2 separate regions of the Mus musculus genome follow, and region 2 is linked to region 1. A link is a loop called in an ENCODE intact Hi-C map of the cell type or tissue named here. Cell type or tissue: heart. All regions are shown on one strand. Each heading gives the region's core, and the rest is flanking DNA. Links, peaks and the distances in the headings are about the cores only.

What was found. A loop is a pair of places that touch in the nucleus more often than their neighbours do. Peaks named below come from ENCODE experiments on the same cell type or tissue, not always from the same donor. Only the 100,000 strongest peaks of a DNase experiment are listed, where the experiment ranks them.
Region 2: a loop joins it to region 1, with 2.6 times the contacts of the local background. A loop is called at or near these places in 1 of 42 quality-filtered maps.

What each region holds. Positions count from the first base shown.
Region 1 is chr7:140,936,850-140,945,168 of GRCm38, forward strand. Pgghg (protein glucosylgalactosylhydroxylysine glucosidase) reads left to right here and starts at 4,542. Exons shown (of 14, transcript NM_145387.5): 1 at 4,542-4,794; 2 at 5,436-5,716; 3 at 6,137-6,347; 4 at 6,428-6,863; 5 at 7,796-7,915; 6 at 8,102-8,233. The coding sequence starts at 5,461. In heart, for the core only: CTCF peaks have their summits at 1,800 (motif pointing left) and 4,721; DNase peaks (open chromatin) are centred at 3,002, 5,032, 5,722, 6,692 and 1 weaker place; H3K4me3 peaks cover 1,931 bases; H3K27ac peaks cover 2,881 bases; H3K27me3 peaks cover 664 bases.
Region 2 is chr7:141,465,630-141,473,948 of GRCm38, forward strand. It overlaps Cracr2b (calcium release activated channel regulator 2B), which reads left to right. Exons shown (of 10, transcript NM_001025103.2): 8 at 1-56; 9 at 137-208; 10 at 417-973. The coding sequence ends at 594. It overlaps Cd151 (CD151 antigen), which reads left to right and starts at 1,733. Exons shown (of 8, transcript NM_001111049.1): 1 at 1,733-1,837; 2 at 2,790-2,917; 3 at 3,626-3,716; 4 at 3,837-4,028; 5 at 4,308-4,382; 6 at 4,492-4,596; 7 at 4,681-4,839; 8 at 4,922-5,852. The coding sequence starts at 3,633. The coding sequence ends at 5,068. It overlaps Polr2l (polymerase (RNA) II (DNA directed) polypeptide L), which reads right to left. Exons shown (of 2, transcript NM_025593.1): 2 at 6,231-7,775. The coding sequence ends at 7,667. It overlaps Gm10575 (predicted gene 10575), which reads right to left and starts at 2,142. Exons shown (of 2, transcript NR_152219.1): 1 at 1,253-2,142. In heart, for the core only: a CTCF peak has its summit at 3,153; DNase peaks (open chromatin) are centred at 1,742, 2,192, 3,112, 3,452 and 5 weaker places; H3K4me3 peaks cover 3,397 bases; H3K27ac peaks cover 4,445 bases; H3K27me3 peaks cover 747 bases.

The DNA of each region.
Region 1 (8,319 bases), core at 8-8,007:
TGAGCTGCTCTTAGCTCCAATTGGCTTGCCCATGTGGTCAAGATCTCTTGGCCTTTAGCCTATGGCAGCTCAGGCTCTCCCTCCTGTGTATTCTTCTTCTGTGGCTGCTTCCTTCTTTTCTCTCTTCTCCCCTCCTCATGGTCTACTCTTTCTAAGCCCAAGAAAACCTCCTCCCCACCTACATCTCTTCTCCCCAACTATGGGCTGTCTGCATCTTTATTCACCAATCAGAATTCACTTTGGGGCAGGGTCCCAGGAGCTACATGCAAACTCCAGGTTTTGGGAGACCACACTTAGCATTACAATAGACAGTAAAAGACAAAACCTCAACAAATAAGTGTACAAATTTTTAATAAAAACGGGGACAGCAAATTGGCTCAATGGGTAAAGGAGCTTGCTACCAAGACTGGTGCCTCCGAGTTTGATCCCGGGACCCACAGAGTGGAAGGAGAGAACTGACTCGTGAAAGTTGTCCCCTTGTTAGAATAACAACCTCCTGGCCAAGAGAATAGAATCTACATCCGAGGTGGAGACCATGTATTCTGGTTGTGTGTGTTGTTCTTCTGCCAGGCCCAGGGACAGCAGCAGGCTCATCTTAAGCGAGGAGACTGAACAAATAAGTCATGTAATGGGATACTGTACTCTTCCTCCACAGAATCCCTGTCCCCAGTGCCATAGCTTAGAGCCACGTCAGCCCAATCTTCTAAATTATTGAGAAAAGTATAGTGACTTTTTTTTCTTTCTTCTACCTCTATTTTTTGTTTGTTTTTTGAGACACAGTTTGTTTTCTGTGTAGTCCTAGCTGTCCTGGAACTTGCTCCGTAGACCAGGCTGGCCTCGAACTCACAAAGATTCACCTGCCTCTGCCTCCCCAGTGCTGGGATTAAAGGCGTGCACCACCACTGCCCAGTTTCTTCTCTTTATGTTTTCCTTAATACTCTGGGTTTCGAAATTTGGACTTTCTCTAAAGCCTCCCTCCTCCCCTGCCACATGGCTGCTTGTCAGCATGGCTTCTCCCCTTCTCTTCTCCAACCTCCTCCTTTGGATAGCTGCTGAGGTTTGCCGCTGGCCTAACCTGGGGTTTTCTTTTAAAATCTAGTAAAAGTGTCCTTGAGCTTCCATTTCTGTCTCTTCTTAGATTCTTTTATTACTGAGACCAAGAAACACAAAATCCGGGACTGGAGAGATGGCACAGATGTTAAGGGTCCATGGTACAATGGCAGAGGACCCAACTTCAGTTCCCAGAACCCATCTGATGACTCACAAGCATCTGTAACTCCAATTCCAGAGGATTCAACGCCCTCTTCCGGCCTCTGCAGGCACCAGGCATGAAAGTGGTGCACAGATGCACATGCAGGCAAAACACTCAGACACATAAAATAAAATAGAAATAAATTTTAGCCGGGCGTGGTGGCTCACGCCTTTAATCCCAGCACTTGGGAGGCAGAGGCAGGTGGATTTCTGAGTTCGAGGCCAGCCTGGTCTACAAAGTGAGTTCCAGGACAGCCAGGGCTATACAGAGAAACCCTGTCTGGAAAAACTGAAAAAAAAAAAAGCTTTTAAAAAAATATTAAAAAGAACCCCAAAAAGGGACCCTGATTTCCCCCTATATCACTCTGACCTCTAGTGAAGCACTGTGGCACATAAACAAAAATAAAATCGGGCAAAAGACATGACCCAGAGGCAAGAGCACTTGCTGCTCTTCCAGAAGATCTTGGTTTGGGTTTGATTCGCAGCATCTTCAGTGTGGCTAACAAGCACCTGTTTCTCCAGTCCCAGAGAATCCAGCGCCCTCTTCTGCCCTCCATGGGTACTGAACACACATAGGGAACAGACATCCATGCAGCCATACATTCATACCCATAAAATAAAATCTCAGAAAAAAAACAAAAACAAAAACAAAAAAAAAACAGAAATCTCTTCCTACCAGGAACCCCATAACTACCACAAGTAGCACAGACCCAGGTAAGAGCAGGTCTCACCCCTCATCAAATGTGAGGGTGCAGTAAAGAGACTCAGTGAAGCCCCAGGGCTGAAAGGGGAAACTTTATTCCACACAACCAAGGCTATCGCTTGGGAAAGCAGAGAATGGGGTGGGAGAGGCATATATCTCTAGAGTTATAAGAGGGGAGCCTGTGAGCTGAGGTGACTTTGGGACTCTGTGAGTAGGAACTGAGGGACCCTAGAAGCTAGCACAGACTGTAATATGCTAATAGGGACCACAAGCATATGTTAATGGAACAGTCAGAGGTCCCTTTTATCCAAGTAAGTCCTCCCTTTAGCAAGCAAGGACTGTAAGAATATTGGCTTTTGTCTATGTGCCAGACTTTGGGAAATGGAACTTCTTGGCACCTGACAAGAGGAGGACATTTTGGAAAGCCACAACTTGTCAAAATGCAGAGGGTAACTGCTGGATGGACAGCCCCAACGGATATATTTATAGCATAACTCCTGCACTTAAGGCTCAGGATACATCAAGGAACAGGGCCAGGGAGGGGCTTGTAAGAGCCTGATGACCAAGCTATCTTCTGTGAAATTATGCATTCATGCTGTGTTGGGGAAGCTACACCCAGGAAATCTGAACAATTACAGATGCCTAAAGACTGCACACTTTCAACAACAACTGAAGTATATATAATGCCAGGAGGTGGTATATAGTGGGCCCATGCCAAGGTATGCCCGTGTGTAATTATGCCATGCAACAGATCTGGTGTAAAAGAGGTTTCCTGGGGAAAGGAAGAGGAGTGAGGACCCGGAGCAGGGGTAAAGACAGACAAGTGGACAGGCAGACAGACCAGGGCAGAGCCATGGGGGAGGGGGCAGTGGGCGCAGAGAGGGACAGAAAGGAGAGAGGGAGCGGGAGCCGAGGGGGAGGGGGAGGAGAGGGGAGAGGGGGAGAGCGAGGGAGAGCAAGAGAGCAGTCCATCACCTAGCAGCGCTGGCCTTTGCTAGGTCCCTGGGAGGAGCCTAGTGGAAGCCAGCTAGCTAGGGAAAGCTCATGGGGCCCCTCCCCTAGATGAAGAGCTACAATCAATTAACTATTGCAGAAGGAGGGAGAATTAGTCTTCCCCGGGGATGAGCCTCTTTTAGACCTGGGGAAGGAGGAGGGGTGGTAGGGATGGAAACAAACAATTCCTGAGTGTCTGATTAAAGCAAGCTGTATTTACAACTGGCCAGCTGGCTGTCTCTCCTAAAGTCAGGATTTCAGAGAGCAGCCCCTCACTGGCTTTTGAGGTTCCTTTTATGGAGAAAGGTTAGGGCTGATAGAAAACAGATGTCGCGATAATTGGCTGTTAGAAAGGAGGCAATAAAAATAAGTGCAAGAAAACATCACGTGGAAAGGGAGTCATCAAGGTATCTAGGAAGACATTTTCATAAGGCAAAAGGATAGTCGTATCACAGGTTCGGGAGTTTAGCAAGGCAAAGGGGTAGGCACACATGATGGAGTCACAAGTTCAGCACAGGTTGGAAAGCAAGGTTTGCAGGATGCATCAGGCTTAAGAAACAGAAACGGATTCTTGTAGGAGACTTAATAACAATGTGTAACAATGTGGCTCTTTAACATCAACCTGGCACCTGTTCTGGTTTACACCTCCTATTGGTGTTCCAGTACCAAGTGGTCAGCCCCATAAACATATACTCAAATGCAACCCCATAAACATATACTCAAATGCAACACTGAACAGACTCACAGGTGGTGTTTATCTATTTATTCCTTATATGTATATGTAACAACAATGGTTTAAAAAGAGTCCCAGGGGTTGGAGAGATGGCTCAGTGGTTAAGAGCACTGGCTGTTCTTCTGAAGGTCCTGAGTTCAAATCCCAGCAACCACATGGTGGCTTACAATCATCTGCAATAAGTTCTGATGCCCTCTTCTAACATGGAAGTGGACGTGCAGATAGAGCACTCATTTACATAAAAAGCACACATTTAAAAAAAAGAAGAAGAAAAGAAAAAAGAAACTCTTCCAAAAAAAGAGGTCCTGTGCCTGGCAGTGGTGGCGCACTCCTTTAATCCCAGCACTTGGGAGGTAGAGGCAGGTGAATTTCTGAGTTTGAGGACAGCCTGGTCTACAGAGTGAGTTCCAGGACAGCCAGGGCTACACAGAGAAACCCTGTCTGGAACCCCCCCCCCCAAAAAAAGAGGTCCTGTGAATGTGGGTGGGACATACATGGGAGGAGTAGGAGGAAATGGTGTAATTATATTTTAATTAAATCAAAATAAATAAATACTGCTCAGTGTAGTGTGCACGTCTTTAACCCTAACACTGAAGAGGCAGAAGTAGGTTGGAGCTCTGTGAGTTTGAGGACAGCTGGGTTTGCATACCAAGAGTCAGGCCAACCACTCAAAAATAGGATAAAACATAAAAATGAAATAATTTCCCTAAATAGGAAAGGTCCCGTGAGCTAAGGGGAAAGTCTGAAAAGCATTCGGCTGTGGAACTTTTACACAGCACCCACTTCTTTCAGGTTTGCATGAGGTAGGCTTTTCTTACAAGCATCCTGTTCCTTAAATAGCCAGGGTCCTTTCTAGTCACTAAACGTCACTGTAGAGTGGTATCTCAGGTCTGTCCCAGCCTTGCATACATCTTAGAGCCAAAGCTCAACTAACCCCTAGTCCTATTGCGTGGTCTCTTCCCCAAAACCATGACAGTTTCCCAGGTCCCGCCTAAACTCAGACCCGCCCACCTGCCACGCGGCAGGGCCGCTTCTTCTTCCTACCGCCAGGGGCAGCTCGCACCCACAGAGCCTTCTTACACCCGGATCCCCGCACTGAGTGGAGAGGGCAGCGGTGAGTTACAAAAACAGCCCACACTCTTCTCCAGCCCGCCCTCACCCTCTTTCACTGAGTACTCTGAACTCTTTTTCGTCCCTTTATTCCCTAGTCTCTCTTCCCGACAACTCGCGATCGATCCCCCTCTCCGCACCCCACCCCTACACGGGCTTCCTCTTTCCATTTCCTGGGCAAGTCCCGCTACTCCCCAGTTGCGGCCCCACCCCACCCCATCGTCGTCATCCACCCCATCCGGTCCCTCCTCCCCAATCCCAACGCCTCTCCTTGCTGTCCCTCTCCAAATCTCCGGGTTCCTCTTCCTCCACCGTCCGGCCTCACCCTCCCTGAGGATTTAGGGCCCGCGAAGAACTCCCTGATTCCTACCTCAGCAGTTCTTACTTAAGGAAGCTGGCTCAGGAGCTCACAAGAGGGAGGTCGGCGGTGGGTGCTGAGAGAACTTGTTTACAGATTCACTTGGGCTCCTGGCAGTCTTCTTAATTTAAGAATGTTCTTGGCGCCCGCAACCCTTACTTAGGGTAGCTACGCAGCTAGCCCCCGACTCCCCTCACCGCCTGTGGGGATTGGCCAAGTTTGAGGGTTTACTGTGAGTGTGCGTGTGGAGGAAAGTCCAGCTAGTCACTGTTAACTGTCTCCTCCAGGCCGTCTGGGCTGAGGCAGCTTTCCATGGACGGCTCTGAAGATGACCCGACCATATTCAGTGCCCGTTGTCTGCCCAGTGACCCCAGGCTCTGGGCCACTGTAACGAACTCATACCTAGGTACACGTGTGTATCATGACACCATCCATATAAACGGTGTGTACAATGGAGCTGTCGGGGACACTCACCGGGCCAGTCTGCCCAGCCCCCTCAATGTCCAGCTGGAGGCCCCTGCAGGGACAGAACAGCTGACAGAGACCTTTACCCTGGACACCAACACAGGTTAGCTGTCACCAACCCGTGCCAACCTATTGCTCCTCACTTGTCCATGAAGCTGGGAAAGGGGCCACAACCACCAATGTGTGCCTCAGGCCTGTAACCTTGGCACTGGTACTGGGAAGGTTGAGGCGGGAAGACGGAGAGTTGGAGCTCAGCCTCCAGTACACATCAAGATGCATCACAAAAATATGTAAACACATAGCCTTTAATTTAAGGAAGAAGAAGAAGAAAAAAAAAAACATGAAAAAGCCGCCTCCCAAAATGAGGCCTGTGTGGTTGCTCTTGCTTTCTTTTCATCTGGGTGGGCCCACTACACAGTGGGGAGAGGCAGCCTGAGGTCTGAAGGACCCCACTCCCAGCCCAGGAAGGTAATGGTGCTCTGTGGTACTGAGAGTGTGTCTGCCTTTCCCCAACCCTCCCTAGGTTCCTTCCTCCACACCCTGGAAGGCCCCAGCTTCCGGGCTTCCCAGCGGATCTATGCTCACCGTGTGTTACCCCATGTCCTGGTCTTCAGTGTGTCCATTGCACGCTTGACCACAGGGAACAAACCCATCACAGTGCCGTTACGGGCAGACTTCTCCCCCGAAAGCCCAGACCTGGACCTGCGTGTGGGGCCTGACTTCCAGGGACTCCGGTAAGAATCACACTGGGTAAATCTAGGTAGCCCAGAGAGCAGAGCGAGCCCTTTCTTAAGACTCAGCTATGCCCTTGCAGGTACCTGCATGGCCACGTACTTAACCCTGAGCAGCCTGGAGAGCCACAGCAGGAAGTGCATATGCTATGGATGCCTGTCCCCCCAGCCTTGACCCTTGGGGAAGAGGAGAAGGACAGGACCTGGGAGTTTCTGACTGTTGTGGGTAGCAGCCAGGCTGAAGCCCAGGACTGCTTTGCTGAGGCCCTACAGCTGCAGACCAGGGGTGTTCTGTATACAATCCATGCAGACTCCTGGGGCCGGCTCTGGGCAGGCTGTGGCCTGGATGTGGCTGGGCCCCTGGCCCTGCGCCAGGCCCTTCGTGGCTCTCTCTACTACCTGTTCAGTGAGCTTCCCCAGCCTGGCACTCAAGGATTCATCAGCCATGGGCTTAGCCCCGGAGGACTCTCCAATGGGAGTAAGGAGGAATGCTACTGGGGCCATATCTTCTGGGATCAGGTACATCCTACCCTGCACTGGTTACACAGGGGGAGTTGCATGCAAAGATTCCGGGCATTGCCTTTGCACTACCTGAGATCAAGACCAAACATGGGAGCTCTAGATAGGAGGGCTTCCTGGAAGAGATGGTTGGTTTCTCAGAAGAAAGGTGTGTAGGAATGTGGTAGAAAAGAGTGGTCCAGGTTAGAGCAAACAGAAGGCGCAAAGGCTGAGGGTCTGCAACATTTGAAAGCAGAGAAGGGGCCTCATAGCTGGCTAAGAACACCAGAGCCTCAGAGTGAGCCAGGTGCAAGCCTGGAGCTTACAAAAGGACTGGAAAAACCATAGAGACTGTAGAAGAATGATACAAGGAGAGATACAGTCTGGGAAGATTTGGGACTGTCAGGAGCAGCTGGGTGCGGGGGAAGCAAGGGCTGGAGAAGGCAGTACTGTAGGTTGTAGCCTATGGAGATCAGCGGCCACTGCGTGAGGGAATAGCGAGAGGGAAGGCTCGAGGCCACTCCCACGTCTGACACCTTGTGAAGTCTGCACAGTGGCCCATTTGACAGATGAAGTCAAAGAAAGCTGAGGTCAGGCAGCCGGAGAGCAAGCTCTCCCTAGAGGCGTGATGCAAACCAGTGCTCGTGCCCGTGAGCTTCTCCTGATACTGCCCCGGCTGAGGACCAGACCTCTGGGCTGTCTAGGCTGGAAAGATAGCGCTGGAGTGGGCAAGCTGGGGAGGCCCCAGGTGGGTGTGAGTGGGCATGAAATGAGGGATCCAGGGAGAGAAAAAGGGAGAGCCAGAGGGTAGGGATGGAGGAAGCCCCCAGCTGCCTGCTTGGCTGTGTGTCGTCAGTTGGAAGCCTTGGCAGGGTTGAATGTGGGCAGTCCATAAGAGTAAGGGAGGGAGAAGGTATGGACTCCTGTTTACCCTCAAATGGTTCGTCCCTTAGGACATCTGGATGTTCCCAAATATTTTGATGTTCCACCCAGAAGCCGCCAGGGCCATCCTAGAATACCGAGTCCGTACGCTGGGAGGAGCCCTGAAGAATGGCCAGAACCTGGGCTACCAGGTAATGAATGGGGCCTGGGTACCATCCCATAAGCCACTGCCCCAAGGTCTTTCCAGTGCCATTCAGTGCCCATGAGAGCCCCATACCTCCTCTTTCCTTTCCTCCACAAAGGATTGCCCCTCTGGTAGGACTGGACCGCCCCCTCCCCAGATCAAGGCCTGACCAAGCCATCCTCTCTCCTCACAGGGAGCCAAGTTTGCTTGGGAGAGTGCAAGCACTGGCCTGGAGGTCTGCCCTGAGGACATTTATGGGACCCAGGAGATCCATATCAATGGGGCTGTGGCCTTGGCCTTTCAGCTGTATTACTATTACACTCAGGTGAGGCACTGTCAGGTGTGTGCCCACGCACCTCACGAGGCCACACTCCACCCCAGGACCCTAGGAAGCTGTGTGAAGAGGGACTT
Region 2 (8,319 bases), core at 3-8,002, 530 kb after region 1:
GAGCAGCTCAGTCGACTGGAGGGCGAAGCACAGGGTCGGCAGGAGCAAACCCAAAGGTGTGGTGAAGTGCCTGTGGTGAGGGTAGAAGGGTCTGTCCCCCCAACCCACATCTGGATCACAGCCTTCCTGTCCACAGAGATGTGGTTGCTGTCTCCAGGAATATGCAGAAAGAGAAACTCAGCCTCCTAAGGCAGCTGGAGCTGCTGAGGTGGGTCAGGCCTGCCTGGGCTAATGGGAAGTGGTTTCAAGTTTCCAGATAGTATTGGCTCCTACCCATGTTGCTGGAAGTCCTTATGTCTGCCCTATAGCCTTCATGCGGCTGGCTCTGTAGTCCTCTTGACTCAGGGAAGGCATCTCCCCCATGCACTTTTTCCTCTAGATCTTAGCCTCCTCGGTCTCCTACCTCTCTTTTCTAGGGAGCTGAATCTGAGGCTTCGAGATGAGAGAGATGCCTGTGAGACCAAGCTGCTGGGCAGTAGCCACAGGAAGGCTCTAGCTATTGCCCACAAGCCCGGACCCATCTACTGCTGCTGCTGCTGTGGCTGGGCTCGGCCCCCCAGACGAGGCTCTGGCCATCTTCCTAGTGCCCGATGACCAGCCCCGAGTGACTCACTTCCCTATCCAGAGGACTGCCCCTAGGAGGGACTGGTCTTGGTGGCGGATACTTGCTAAGTGTGTGGCTCTACCCAGAAGGCATCCCATGCCTGAAGGAGCTAACCTCAGAGTAGTCAAGGCCTTCAGTCCTTCAGTCTTTATCCTGTCTTCCTTTTTTTTGGGGGGGGGGGTTTCGAGACAGGGTTTCTCTGTGTAGCCCTGGCTGTCCTGGAACTCATTCTGTAGACCAGGCTGTCCTCGAACTCAGAAATCCGCCTGCCTCTGCCTCCCGAGTGCTGGGATTAAAGGCGCGTGTGCCACCACGCCCGGCTATCCTGTCTTCCTTAATCTTTGTCTGAAGGACCAATAAAGGCCATTGTATACTGTGTACTCCTTGGCTCTTGTGTGTTTGGGAGCCACGGTGCATTTGTGGTTCATGCTTGGTATCCATGGCACAAGGTGACATGGAGGGGTTTACAGGTGCACATTAACCCCTTCGTTCCTGCAGCTGGGGGTTCCTGTGTGCTTGTGTGTGTTCTGTGATTCTGGATATTCACCAAGCCCTCACCCATTCCTCCCAGCTGAAGCTCCCAGGACTCAGGTTTCAACAGGTGTCCGCTCCCACGCTAGTCCACACGTGGAAGGTCCCGCTCCTCACCTCCGTGGTCAGCTAGCTTTCTGGTCCAGGTCCTTTATCCATCATCCTTTGGCACAGTTCCTAGCCAGACCATATGCCACCCACACTGGGCACCTCTCGCAGGGCCCTCATGTCTCTATGGAATCTTCTGGCACCCTCCACACTGTATCTGGAGTTTCCCCTCTAGCATTTCTTCAGCCGCTAGAACCTGCAGCTTTAGAGTGGTTCTCCCGGCTTAGACTAGAGAAACTGGTCTTGACCTCAGTTCTGGACCTCTGGTGGGCTAGGTGCCACCTTCCCCACCTCTTCGCTCCCCACCTGGGTTCTACCTCTGGTCTAGCTCCTCTGTCTCTGGGCGAGTTGGGGCTTTTGATGACAAACGGGGCACCTTTAAACTAACTTTACAGACCCACAGGTCTCTCTGGCGCGCGCCTTAGCACCAAACCAGTTAGGACTTGCCTGCCCAGGCCGGCCGTGGGCGGGGCTGCGCCCGGGGCGGGGTCGCGCGCAGGGCGTGTCCTCGCAGGCCCCGGGCCGAGCGTTCTCTGTACTCCGAGTGATCGCTCCTACCGTGGCTGCCGGGGCTGGTATTTCAAAGCGTGGTTGGTGAGTGCTCCGTGAAGCATAGCCGGAGGGTGTGGGGAGCAGTGTCCTGAGTTCCTCGCTCACTGGTGTTCCTAGTCTCCAAGCTGGCCTCAGGGACGCCCAGGAGGCAGAGCCTGAGGTAGGACAGGGTTGCAGACTCCTTTCCGGAAGATCGACGCCGGGGCCGGGCAGTTAGAAGGCCGGAGGGGGAGGGGTGAGGGAGAGAGCTTCTGTGGTTCTTGAGCAGGCCTGACGGTCTCTTTCGTGCAGAAACCCAGAAATTTAAAAGTCTGACCACCCTATTCATTGTCCCTGGACACCGGTTCCCTCCCCTGAGACCGCAGGTCCGCCCACTGGCACGGGGCGGGGGAGGGCGGCAGGGGCGGTGGTGACTTCATCTCTGTGACGCGGGGATTCCTCGCCCAGCCCACTTCAGTGTTTAATCGGGTCGGTGGGGCGGGTGCCGAAGGCCCAGGACAGGTCCAGGAGCTAAGTGTAGGGCGGTTGTGTCCAGGCCGCAGGAGCTATTTCTGGCTGGTCCAGGCTCTCACACCGGCACTTTCACAGAGAATTTACATCCAGTCTGCTGATTGTCTCTTGGCTTAGGTTGATGGATGTGTCTAAAAGCCCATAGATTCTGGGCTTTTAGAGCCTGGCCCCGGGGGTTTGCATTGTGGCCAGGCTTCTTTATGTCATTGCCCGCTTTCAGTGAGGCAGCATGCATTTTTGGGTCCCATCTCCAAATAGAGCTCTGAAATCTCTCCCACTTTCCAAAATGGACAGTCGATGCATCCTCCTTCAGTTTGCGGTCGCTGCTGTTTGGTGGGGGAGGGACTGTGATGGATGGGACTGGAAGGTGGGGCACTTGGAGAAGGCATTTGGTCCCTCCCTAGATCAGGCAGGTCAGCCATGTTCTTTGGCCTGCCGCCGTCCAGTAGAAAACAGCAGGCCTGCCTGTTATGCTTCCTTGCAGATCTGGTGGCTCTGAGAACCATTTTGACCACTGCTTAAGCTTCTGTAGTTGGAGTGGCAAGATCCCACCTGCTAGGTGAAGGGCAGAGAGTGACTTTTGACCTGTACCTGCTGGTCCTGACTTGAGAGGTGAGAGCTGGTGCCTGGGCAGAGCCTCAAGGCCCCTGGCTAACAGTTCTGCTTAGGTGTGTGTCTGGGAATCTGACCTGCGTCAGCCGAGGTCTGTACACTGTCCTCAGTCAGACAATAGTGTGTCTAGGGCAGGGTGTGACTAGGGGACTCCTGGAGGAGTGGCACATTCACATATGTGGAACTGGGACCTCCCCCTACAGTCGGGAGGAGAGCTGGTTGTACAGGCTCCACCTACCGGCATCTTATTGTCTCTGCCCTGGCTGGTAGTAGAGTCAGCTCAGAGTCCTCACAAACTGTCCCTTAGGGTGGCCTGAGCTCTCTGCCATATCTGGGAACGGGTATGAGTGGTAAGTACCTAGCAGCCTGATTGTGGGACTCAGGGAATGCTTGGGGGTGCCGATCAACAGGAATGTACCCTGAAGGTCTGCTGGTGCTTCCCCCCCTGTTGCCAGCAGGAGTGAGTCAGCAGATGTTGGGGGGTCCTCCATGATAACCCACCATGTGTCTGGCTGTGAGGAGGTTAGTTCAGGAAGTGACTCATAAGGTTCCTGGGAATGCTCCTCTGAGGGCAGATAGCTGGCTGAGCTCCAAACTGCAATCATCCGGGGACTGCTGGATCTCCTCCTGTCTCCGTTGGTAGATAGCTTTCTTCCTACTTGGAGGCCTGGTGCTTCAGGCCATCTGACCTCCTCCCCGTTCCTCTAGGCCCAGGATGGGTGAATTCAATGAGAAGAAGGCAACATGTGGCACAGTCTGCCTCAAGTACCTGCTCTTTACCTACAACTGCTGCTTCTGGGTGAGAAGAGCTAATTTCTCCCTGCATCCCTAGTCCCCATGTTGGAGGCCTGGCCTGGGGGGCTCAGTCCCAGCTTCCAGACCCAGGCCAGATGTGGTGACCAGTATATACTTTCTGCAGCTGGCCGGCCTGGCTGTCATGGCAGTGGGCATCTGGACACTGGCCCTCAAGAGTGACTACATTAGTCTGCTGGCCTCAAGCACTTACCTAGCCACGGCCTACATCTTAGTGGTGGCTGGTGTTGTTGTCATGGTGACTGGAGTCCTGGGCTGCTGTGCCACTTTCAAGGAGCGACGGAACCTGTTACGCTTGGTCAGTGGGGCATGGTGGCACACGGTGGGGCTAGGGGTGCCTTGCATGGATTTCTCAGGGGGCCTCTGGTACTGGTTCTGGGGACTTAACTGGTTGAGTGTATTACTGCAGGCTGTCCCTGTTGGGGCAGACACGAGCTTCAGAACTATGAAGGAGCTAGGCAGCCCCAGAGTGTAGCTCCTAACTGAATTCCTCTTGCTTGGCCTCCTGGGTTGGGGGCTTGGCTTTGTGGTACTCTGGCACTAGCAACCCCCCACTTACTGGGTCCCTGCTCCCTAGTACTTCATCCTGCTCCTCATCATCTTCCTCCTGGAGATCATTGCTGGCATCCTGGCCTATGTCTATTATCAGCAGGTAAGGGCCTGGACAGGCCATGGGGTGTGCCTAGAACATGGCCCTGTCAGTCCCATTGGAGGTCCTGGCTCCAGCTTTGCCTTTGCCCAGAGTTTGATCCTACCCACAGCTGAACACAGAGCTCAAGGAGAATCTGAAGGACACCATGGTCAAGAGATACCACCAGTCAGGCCACGAGGGTGTGAGCAGCGCTGTCGACAAGCTGCAGCAAGAGGTGGGTGCCCCTAGAACTGCCCGCCCTCTCGGCATGGTGCCGTGTGCCGGCAAGCGCTGAGGCTCAGCCATGTGCCCCTTGTAGTTCCACTGTTGTGGCAGCAACAACTCTCAAGACTGGCAAGACAGCGAGTGGATCCGCTCTGGTGAGGCAGACAGCCGCGTGGTTCCTGACAGCTGCTGTAAGACTATGGTAGCTGGCTGTGGTAAGCGGGACCATGCCTCCAACATCTATAAAGTGGAGGTAGGTGGGTTCTCAGCAAGGGGCGGGGCTAGGCCGGACTGGTCTTCAGGCAGCCTGGCCCACCACCCTTCTCTCCCACTAGGGTGGCTGTATCACTAAGCTGGAGACCTTCATTCAGGAGCACCTGCGGGTCATTGGGGCGGTGGGCATTGGCATCGCCTGTGTGCAGGTCTTCGGCATGATCTTCACCTGCTGCTTGTACCGAAGCCTCAAGCTGGAACACTACTGACCACGATGATGTCAGGCCGGGCGGCCAGCCTTGCACTACTGACCACGATGATGCCAGGCTGGGCGGCCAGCCTTGCACTATGTCCCAGCCCCACTACTGAACACTACTGACTTAGACTGCTGACTGCCAGAGGTAGCTACCCTCATGCCATCGCCATGACCCCCCCTGGCATGCCACCTCAGGGGCATGCACCTTCAAGTGCCTTTCACTGCACACCAAAGTCCCAAAGCTCGAAGCAGCGTACTTGCCCCAGCATTAAGAAGGGGGGGGGGGGTGGGGGGTTCAAATGCCAGTGTTGGGCTAGGCCTGGCTAGTAGAATAGGGTTTAGATTATTTGACAGAAGTGCCTCTTATGCAGACTGCTTCCCTTTGGGTAGCTGTGATCTGCAGTAAGTCTGGGGAGAACCTGAGTACACCACTACACGTTGGGTAAAAGCAGGTGGGGCCTTTCTGGTTGGATTAGGCACCCTTCATGCCTGCTACCAGGAACTCTCAGATCTGCTTGCCCCAAACAAATGGTGTAAGCTGAGGGAAACTCCAACCCCACACTTGATGCTCTGTCCTCTCCACACAGGCCTCTTGCTCCTAACAGCTCAGCCCTGGCCTTTTCTCACTACTGATAGCATCATGTAAATGCTCCATGTTCCTGTACACTGTCTCCTTTTGGAGCATCTCTGAATGGAGCATGGCTGTTTTCATCTCACTGCTGTATTCCAGATGCTGCCCACAAATGCTCCTGCTATGTAACAGGTGCTCAATAAATGTAAATGTATAAGCACTCGAATCAGCTTGCTGACAGGACCTTATGGTCCAGGGTAGCTGGAGTACTCACAAGAGTCAAGGTTGGTGAAGCCCAATGGCAATTACAGTTAGGGTGAGCACTGGTAGCTGGAACATCCCCCCAGCCCACTGTGGCCTGGACTTGTCCATGCTCAAGGAAGAGTCTGTAGGCCTTGCTAGGGTCAGAGGGCAAGGGAGGCACCAGGGCCTGTTGGGGATGCCCTGGCTCCTGTTTCTCTGGCTTTAGCTCATCTAAGCAGCTGAGAAGAGGTCCTAAGCTGATTTTGTTCCCCACAGTCTTCTGTGCCAGCTGGAGGAGGCCACTATGGGTTCTCTGGACTCTAGCCTAAGGCAAAGCCTTTTTCTTTTTTTTTTTTTTTTAAAGATTTATTTATTAATATATGTAAGTACACTGTTGCTGTCTTCAGACACTCCAGAAGAGGATCTTGTTGCGGATGGTTGTGAGCCACCATGTGGTTGCTGGGATTTGAACTCTGGACCTTTGGAAGAGCAGTTGGGTGCTCTTACCCACTGAGCCATCTCACCAGCCCGCCTTTTTCTTTAAAACAACAAAAAACCAGGGGTGGGGTAGGGTGGGTATGCTATGCCACACACACCTTTAATCCCAGAATCCAAGAGGTAAAGGCAGGCTGACTGTTGTGAGTTTCAAACCAGCCAAAGCTGGTCTCAAAAAACAAAACAAAAAAACCCACCAAAATTCTCAAAGGGATCAATGTGCTAGAAAGAACCCGGGGTACTTGATGCAGATGCCTAGGAGCTAAAGCACTACACCACCTCCTTTGGCCTAGAGTAGGCTTCTTAGGACTACATGCTGTGGGGATTGGGTCAAGGGGCAGGGCTGCCTAGCTGTCGGGCCTGGGAAGATTCTGGAAACAAGATCCTCAGGCATGGGCAGCAGATAGGCTCACACAGCTGATGGGCTTTAGGACCCAAGAAATTCGTGAGGCCTGTGGCCTTGGGCGTACTCCTACAGTATCTGGGTTTGGTTGGGTGGCACAAGCCGTCCTTTAAACTCAACACTCGGGAGGCAGAGACTGATCTCTTTAGTTCAAGGCCAGCCTGGTCTGCAGAGTTGAATTCCAGGATAGTCAAGGCCAAACAGAGAAACCCTGTCTTGGAAAATGAAAGGTAAATAAATCTGGGTTTGATTCCCAATACCTGATGGCAGCTTATACATTCTATAACTTTACTCTCAGGGGATCTGGCCTCTGTGGGGACACAGTGATACAAAGACTTATAAGCAGACCAAATACCCAAATGCATAATAACCCTAGCACAAGGATTGGGACCTCCAAGCACGCTCAGCATTCCAAAGGAATATTGTCACCAGGCTTGGGCCCATCCATACCTGTGGATGGTGTGGTGCCCACATCCATTATGCCCATCCTGAACACAGGCAGGAAGCGGAGAGGCCCTAAAGCAATGTGGTACAAGACTACTGTAGGGCTACCTCGTTGATCAAAGTGGTCAAGGCCCCGGGGAACGGAAGCAGGGTACTCCTCCACAGGACGAGACTCCCAGTCAGATGAAGGGGAAGGAGACCAGCCCTAGGGGAAAGACTGGAGGCAGGCCAGGTAGCCTCAGAGACAGCACAGACATGGACATGGAGCACCTTGGAAGTTAGACCTGTTGGTGGTTCTGCAAACATCTTTACTAAACAGTTCCTTCCAGGGTAACAGGACTTAGCCACAGGGCCACAGCCAGGCAATACACCAACATCCCCAATAGCTCAGTTTGAACATAGCACGACAGGCTGCCCGTGGCCAGCAGGAGACAGAGGAGGGCAGGCTCCAGCGGTCACTTCTCTAGGGGTGCATAGTTCAGCAGCTTCTCAATCAGGTCCACGTGTGCTAGCAGCATGCGGCGGCAGCAGTAGCGCTTTAGGCCCAGAGCGTCCAGGGCATCCCTGTAAAGAGAAGAGTGAGGCTGGATGTGGTCTCTAGAGTCTGGATAGGTTTGGAACCACCTCCAGCTTGCCTCTGGGTATTCGTGTGGATAGGGGTTACCAGAGCACATCTACATAATCAGCGATTGAAACCTGACACCAGGCCATAGGGAAATGGCCTGGAGATTTCTGAAATATGTATCTAGATGCTCAGGGAGGAGCCAGGTGACCCTTTCCCCACCTAGAAGTTACACCTGCTCATGTGCCAGTCTTCTCCCATAGCATCCTGTATCCATCCTTAACAGCCTTCTGCCTACACCTGTTTTTTAAAATTTCGTTTTATGTGTATGGGTGCCTGATGCTCCCAAAGCCCAAAGGAGTTACGGACACTTGCGAGATACCATGTTGCTTCAAGGAACGGAACCTGAGTCCTCTTAAAAAACAATCAAACAACCAAACACACAAAACAGCCAGTGCTCTTAACAGTTGAGCCATCTAGCTGGGTGTGGTGGTGCACACCTTTAATCCCAAGCACTTGGGAGGTAGAGGCAGAGGCAGGTGAATT